Linked DNA regions of Homo sapiens: region 2 is linked to region 1. Evidence: chromatin contacts called from ENCODE Hi-C or POLR2A ChIA-PET data. All regions are on one chromosome and are shown on one strand. Each heading gives the region's core, a stretch centred on a gene start or an enhancer-like site at or near the end of the contact. The rest is flanking DNA. Distances are from core to core; before and after follow the strand shown. Region 1 has its middle 24 kb from the start of UBASH3B. Region 2 overlaps UBASH3B (ubiquitin associated and SH3 domain containing B).

Region 1 (3,562 bases), core at 738-3,237:
TTTTTGTATTGAAGGCATCAGAAGCACCTGAAACTTGAGATGTTAAAATCACTGTCTGTAGGCAGTCCTTAAGGTATTGTGGTGATTTGTACTGTGTCAGCTCAGCTCAGCTGGAACTACGTTTCCAGGAATCTCCTCTCTATATGGTCCTGGATTACGGTCGGCCTCTAAGGAAATGTGCAGGCAATGTGGAAGCTGAAAGGGGCACAGCAGGAATTACCTAGGAGGGCTGGGTGAGACTTCGGGTGACGCCCCACTTGGCAGGTCATTGCTCATGGGGATGGGAGGGTCATCTCTTCAGCACGGGACTGTCTCAGGACAGGATCATGTTTGTAGTTCCTCCAAGTCCTGCTGGATCTCCCACTTCAAGTTCTACAAGTCCTCCGCCAGGCCTGTCTGCAGTTTTATGGCAAAGAGCACCAGCCTCTACCCATGTCATTGGGATTAGTGGCAGTGGGAGGTAGATGTGGATTCTATGTTGTCCCTAAGAGTAGCCTCCAAGGCCGGGCATGGTGGCTCATGCCTGTAATCCCAGCATTTTGGGAGGCCAAGGCGGGTAGATCACCTGCGGTCAGGAGTTCGAGACCAGCCTGACCAACATGGCGAAACCCCGTCTCTACTAAATACAAAAAATTAGCCAGGAGTGGCAGCACATGCCTGTAATCCCAGCTACTTGAGAGGCTGAGGCAGGAGAATTGTTTGAACCTGGGAGGCAGAGGTTGCAGTGAGCCAAGACCGCACCGTTGCACTCCAGCCTGGGCAAAAAGAGAGAAACTCTGTCTCAAAAAAAAAAAAAAAAATTATATCATGAGTGAACTGAAGTTTTTATCATAGAAAAATCAGATTCAGATTCAAAAGTTTTCCTTCTTTTTTTTTTTTTTTTTTTTGATATGGAGTCTCGCAGTGTTACCCAGCCTATAGTGCAGTGGCTATTCACAAGCATGATCATAGCTCACTCCAGCCTCAAACTCCTGTGCTCAAGCAATCCCCTTGGCTCAGCCTCCCAAGTAGCTGGGAACATAGGCACATGTCACCATGTCTGGTTCAAGAGCTATCTTGAATCTACAAAGAGCTTGAATATGTGCTGGGCTGTCGTGTAGAAAGCAGGTTTAAAAGAGTTTTCAATTCCTCCAATGCATAGGTTTTAGATCTAAAGGGACAAAAACTGTAACCCCATACAAAGATTTCTGGGCCAGGCACAGTGGCTCGTGCCTGTAATCCCAGCACTTTGGGAGGCCAAGGCAGGAGGATCACTTGAGGCCAGGAGTTTGAGACCAGCCTGGGCAACATACTGAAACCCTGTCTCTAGTCACAAAAAAAAAAAAAAAAATAAGATTTCTGTCTGAAATAGCTGCCTTGATAAGTGTTGCATTCCCCAGAACTACAGTTGCTCTGGCAAATGGGGAATGACCTTTGGCAGGGTTGTTGTCAGCAAGTTCAGTCCTGGGCTGGATGCTTGCAAATTAAAATTCTAGTCGGCTTTGTTCTATTACTTACTGTGAATATTATCAAAGATGTACTGATCCTCTCGAGAGCATCATGGTGGGTTAAAAAGAGGAAAAAGGGGGTACAAAGAAGTAGAGAACCAAATTTCTTTCTTTGAAATATTTCCAGTATCCTCAGGCAAACAAGATACACAATTCAACTTAATACAATAAATATTTACCAAAGCTGACTTTGTGGTCAAGCCTAGGCTTGTTGGTAAAAATTCAAAGAGGAATTGAGACAGCCCCAAGAATCCTGGAAAGGTATATATTAGAACAAGTAGTATAAACAACAAGATGGTGTATGCTAAGGGTTCAATGAATTTTTGCACTGCACGTCCCATATGAATTCAGAGGAAGGAGAAATCCTTTATGTTGAGCAGAAGCATGATTACGTATAATCAGTAGTGCCTTAGCAAATACTTTGTACACACAACTTGCCCTACTAATTGCAATAAAATGTGTTTATATCTTGACCTGAGGACTTGCTACAAGCAGGGTCGTAGGACAGAAGCAGCAAGCAGGCACTTGCCAGACTTCAACCGCAAGAAGAAAAGCCAAGACCTTCAAAGCCTTCCGGAGCGGGGACAGTAAAGGAAGGAAGACAGGGAAACAGGATATAAGCAAAGGGGTCCTCTACTGGGCATAATGATGGGTTAAAATGATACTTTGACTAATTTGTCATTTTTTAAAATTTTGCTTTGTCATTATGTAGGAAGCTTAACAATTACTCAATCCTTTGATAAGTTCACAGCACATCCAATTTGCCTGGATTACATCTTTACTCACTTTTCAAGAATTTCTGGGCCAGACGCAGTGGCTCACGCCTGTAATCCCAGCACTTTGGGATGCCGAGGCGAGCAGATCACCTGAGGTCAGGAATTTGAGACCAGCCTGGCCAACATGGCAAAACCTCGTCTCTACTAAAAATACAAAAATTAGTCAGGCATGGTGTCAGGTGCCTGTAGTCCCAGCTACTCGAGAGGCTGAGGCAGGAGAATCGCTTGAACATGGGAGGTAGAGGTTGCAATGAGCTGAGATCTTGTCACTACACTCCAGCCTGGGCGATGGAGCAAGACTCCATCTCTAAAATAAAATAAAATAAATAAAAATAAAAAAGAATTCTGTCTTCCTTAGAAAAAGAAGTGAATAGGAAAGGAAGTACATTTTTTAAGACTCTACATCGGACACTTTATATACATTATCCTATTTTCTCTTGAAAATGAGTATTATTATCACCTCTACTTAATCAATGCAGAAACTAATACACAAAAGTGTAATTAACTTGCCCCAGGTAATATCGCTGAGAAATAACAGTTCGAACTCAGATCCATCTGGCTACAAAGCACGTGGTTTTAAACGACCCTACACTGATTTCCCATTGTCTTCTGTATGTACACCTAGCTATTGATGGTGATGATGATGGTGATGAGGAGAATATTGATTGCAATATGCTGATTAACTCAATTACAGAATCAGGTTCTCATGGTTCTAGAACAGAAGCAAGACAATGTTAACAACCAACACAAGAGGGACCTGTAACACCAGACTATAGGGAAATAGAGAGTTTCTAAAGCCAGCCGGCCCATGCCTGAATCCCAGGAGAGAAGCAGTCCTCGCAACACTGTTGCTGCTTCCAATACAGAGAGTTCAATATTGCATTTTAATCCGTAACTGATCCTCTGATTAATTTTAAAAATTTATTTTTATTTTTATTTTTTTTAGAGACAGGGACTTGCTGTATCACCCAGGCTGGAATACAGGGACGTGATCACAGCTCACTGCAACCTCAACATCCTGGACTCGTGCAATCCTCCCACCTCAGCCTCCTGAGTAGCTGGGACTACAGGTGTGTCACCAAGCCTGGCTAATTTTTTAAGTTGTCTGTAGAATCGGGGTCTTGCTATATTCCCCAAGCTAACCTGGAACTACTAGCCTCAAGTGATTCTCCCACCTCAGCCACCCAAAGTGCTGGGATTACAGGCGCGAGACACCACATCCAGCCATTTCATTAAATTTAAATGAGTCTGTTAATAAGACATTAAGAGGCTGGGCGAGGTGGCCCTTGCCTGTAATCC
Region 2 (3,562 bases), core at 623-3,122, 170 kb after region 1:
CTGTTCCTTTCCTTTTTCCATTAGACCCGACTGTGCTGGGATTTTAAAAAGTGTTTGTTGATTGCTTACAGGTGAATAATCTGCATGTATACAATTAAGAATTAATAATAGGGCTGGGCACGGTGGCTCACGCCTATAATCCCAGCACTCTGGGAGGCCGAGGCAGGTGGATCGTGAGGTCAGGAGATCAAGACCAGCCTGTCCAACATGGTGAAACCCCGTCTCTACTAAAAATACAAAAATTAGCTGGGCGTGGTGGCACACGCCTGTAGTCCCAGCTACTAAGGAGGCTGAGGCAGGAGAATCGCTTGAACCCAGGAGGCGGAGGTTGCAGTGAGCCAAGATTATGCCACTGCACTCCAGCCTGGTGACAGAGTGAGACTCTGTCTGAAAAAAAAAAAAAAAAAAAAAAAGAATTAATAATAATATAGTTACCTTAACTATCAAAAGTCTACTCAGGTATTTGTAAAAATCTCTTTGAGAAGGAACAGATAGTCACAACCATTATAATGGGGAATTAAGTTCATATTTCTTAAGGCAGAGTTTGTAACAAGTGGTCAATATAAGCAGAACTTTCTTATGTGATATCTGTTGACCTTTCATTTTAAATACCTACCCAAACCACATTAAAGCAATGTGCATTTCTGGCTAAGGTAATAGACAATATATTCTTTTTCCATACTCATTTTTTCTGTTCAGCAAATAAGACCTCGGATAACCCCATTAACTAGTTATGTGCTGCTGCTGCTGCTTGTCTTAAAGGAATTAGCATTCCTCAAAAACAAAATTAGATCAATCAACAGGATCCCCTATGAATACACTTCACATTTTGTTCTATCCCCTCTCTGGCCACTGGTTTTCTGTTCTTTGCAGGGAATTAGCAATAAATTGTTGTCCCCCATGCAGCAGCCAGCATCCCTTTGGCCTGGAAAGAGGAGGAGTTGCCACCAACATTGGTTAAGTGACTTTCACCATTTACCACCAGCCCCACCCAGACCAATTTAGGTCAACTATGTATTTTATATTTCCTCTAGATGTGTTTTGCCATTGCCTCCCAAGCGGCCTTACAAAGGTCTCCAGAATCGTCCTACCTGAGCCTGTCAATGTACACTCAGATACACACCCCACCAGCAGTGTGAGCAGAAGGATGAATGCCAGGAGCCTGGGGATCAGGACACAGTCCTTATTCCAGATTGCCTTTTCCTCTCCGGCAAATCAGAATTCAATTCAACCATTTTCTGTTTGGCGAGGGAGTTGGGGTAGGAGATGAAGCCTCTAATTTGAAAAATCAGTTGAGAAAGCCAAAGTTGAAGCATGTGAAAGGGACAGCCCCGGAGTTTAATTCCCTATGAAATTAATGATGCCAAATGGACAAGCCTTTGGAAGCAAGGAAGTGGTGCCCAGATGATTGAAGACATGTGGTGACAGGCAGAAAGGGAAGCCCTGAGAGCCGGGGTAGTGTGAATCAGGCAGGCTCTGCTGAAAGAGCCCTCTCACCTTGCAACAGGGGTAGGAAGAGAACAGGAGGGAGGTGGGACTGAAAGCCGAGTTAGGGAAGCTAACCAGGCTGGTGACTAATATTGAAGCATCATCCACAGGCAGCAAGACCAGCCCAGGGCCTGGGGGGGTTGAAAACAACCCCAGCCTTGAGGAGCTGGGCCAGAGGAGCAAGGCAGAAAAAACAAAATCCACACCAGCTGGGTGGGGCTTCAGAACAGAGCCCTGACTCAGAGGACAGGGGACTGGGGGAGGGTATGGATCTGGAGTGTTGGAGGGGAAACAAATCAAACTTTGGCATGAGGCTCAAAGCAGAGGCCTGTGCTTACAACCTGGACCACAGCAAGGTGGGGAGCAGAGAGTATATGGGGGAGGATACAGTTTCGGGGATGCCACCTGACTTCCAGAGCACCGTATTCCAGGTTGAGTGGGTGGGGGGAAGGCCACCTGACTCTGAGGACAGTACAGGGCCTGCAGGTGTGGCTAGCAGCATGACGTGACCTGCTGACAAGGGTGAGGAAGCTTTGACTCAGGCCAAGCCCATCAGGACTCCAGACACTGGAGTCATTCACAGGCTCCACTTTAAGGTGCTGGGAGAAGCCATAGGCAAGAACTGATCAGGACGAACCAGATCCCAGCATGTATCCCGCTCTTCACCTACATAAATCTCACACATTACATGGTCTCACACTTGAAATGACTCCCTGGGCCATACAAAGTGGACTTTTGTCACTGTGGGCAGGGGATGGGCCTGGGAGATGAGGTGACATAAATGGTGATGGAACTGGGTGAGAGGTGGGGATGGGGACAGAAAAAGAGGAGAAAGCTTGCTCCAGAACAATGAGGTACAGCCCCAACAAGTGGTGATTCAGGTCTCTACCTATCCCCCAGGGTGTTGTGAGACTCAGAAGGCTGTTTCCTAGGAGAAACAGGCATGCTGAGAGAATGCAGGATATGGGCAAGTTTCCTTCAAGTGGAACGGCATCCTTCCCCTGGACAGTAAGCCGGTGTGCACAGAAGGCCAGGCTTAGCAAGGGCACTGTCAGAAGCTGTGTGTAGAGGATCGGCTCACAGGCCAGACTCCAGACTCAGATTCAAATCCAGATTCTAAGAGTTGCTAACGGTGTTAGCATAGGGAAGTCAGCTGCAGCCTTTCTGAGCTTCTGTTTTGTCATCCATAAACAGCATTTATGAAAGCATTGCTGGGAGGATTAGACCGAAGAAATGCAAGCAGGACACTCGCACAGAGCCTGACACATATGGGAACCTCAGTAAATATTTTCAGTGCTAATAGTAGTGGTAATAGCCTACTTCTGATCAAGAGGCCATGTGAATTCATTTTGAGAACTTACCACACCTCCACCAGGCACTAAACACCCAGCAGTGAAAGACAAAATATGAAAATTGACAAAATAAGAAAATTGAAATGACATAGTTGTACCCAGAAAACAAGATAAACATCTTGTGGACCAGAAACAACATAGAAACTCTACATAGTTAAGCGGGGGTGGAGGCAGGCAGAGGCAGGCCCCAAGGGCATTGGTGACTGGGTTTGAAGACATGCAGGGGCACCGGGACAGGAAGCCTAGCTTTGATCATCCTCTTCCATGCTGTGTTAGTTCGTTTTCACGCTGCTGACAAAGACATACCTGGGACTGGGCAATTTACAAAAGAAAGAGGTTTAACTGGACTTATAGTTACATGTGACTGGGGAAGCCTCACAATCATGGCGGAAGGCAAGGAGAAGCAAGTCACGTCTTAACATGGATTGCAGCAGGCAAAGAGAGAGCTTGTGCAGGGAACTCCCCTTTTTAAAACGGTCAGATTGGCTGGGTGCAGTGGCTCATGCCTGTAATCCCAGCACTTTGGGAGGCCGAGGTGGGCGGATCATCTGAGGTCAGGAGTTCAAGACCAGCCTGGCCAACATGGTGAAACCCTGTCTCTACTAAAAACAATACAAAATTAGCCGGGTGTGGTGGCGCATGCCTCTAATCCCAGCTACTTGGGAGGCTGAGGCAGGAGAATTGCTTGAACTCAGGAGGCGGAGGTTGCAGTGAGTCGAGAT

The links. A loop is a pair of places that touch in the nucleus more often than their neighbours do. ChIA-PET counts read pairs that join two places held with the same protein, here RNA polymerase II (POLR2A). Pooled maps may share reads with other maps.
Region 2: a loop to region 1 is called in a map of mammary epithelial cell, with 6 times the contacts of the local background. The contact joins two enhancer-like sites. A Hi-C loop is called at or near these places in 3 of 168 maps with a recorded cell type or tissue (A673, mammary epithelial cell and naive thymus-derived CD4-positive, alpha-beta T cell) and 8 of 50 pooled maps. POLR2A ChIA-PET finds 5 or more read pairs at or near these places in 5 of 52 experiments (A673, BJ, T-cell and 2 more).

What each region holds. Positions count from the first base shown.
Region 1 is chr11:122,630,389-122,633,950 of GRCh38, forward strand. No RefSeq gene overlaps it. Among named protein-coding and RNA genes, the nearest start is that of UBASH3B, 24 kb to the right of the region's middle. Within about 2 kb of position 1,988, at least 2 of the 41 ENCODE cell types and tissues checked have a DNase peak (open chromatin) inside an H3K27ac peak, as active enhancers do; they include mammary epithelial cell, where a contact is called at or near this core.
Region 2 is chr11:122,801,924-122,805,485 of GRCh38, forward strand. All of the region lies in intron 11 of UBASH3B (ubiquitin associated and SH3 domain containing B), which reads left to right. Among named protein-coding and RNA genes, the nearest start is that of CRTAM, 35 kb to the right of the region's middle. RefSeq lists enhancers at 1,347-2,089, 2,893-3,411. Within about 2 kb of position 1,873, at least 4 of the 41 ENCODE cell types and tissues checked have a DNase peak (open chromatin) inside an H3K27ac peak, as active enhancers do; they include mammary epithelial cell, where a contact is called at or near this core.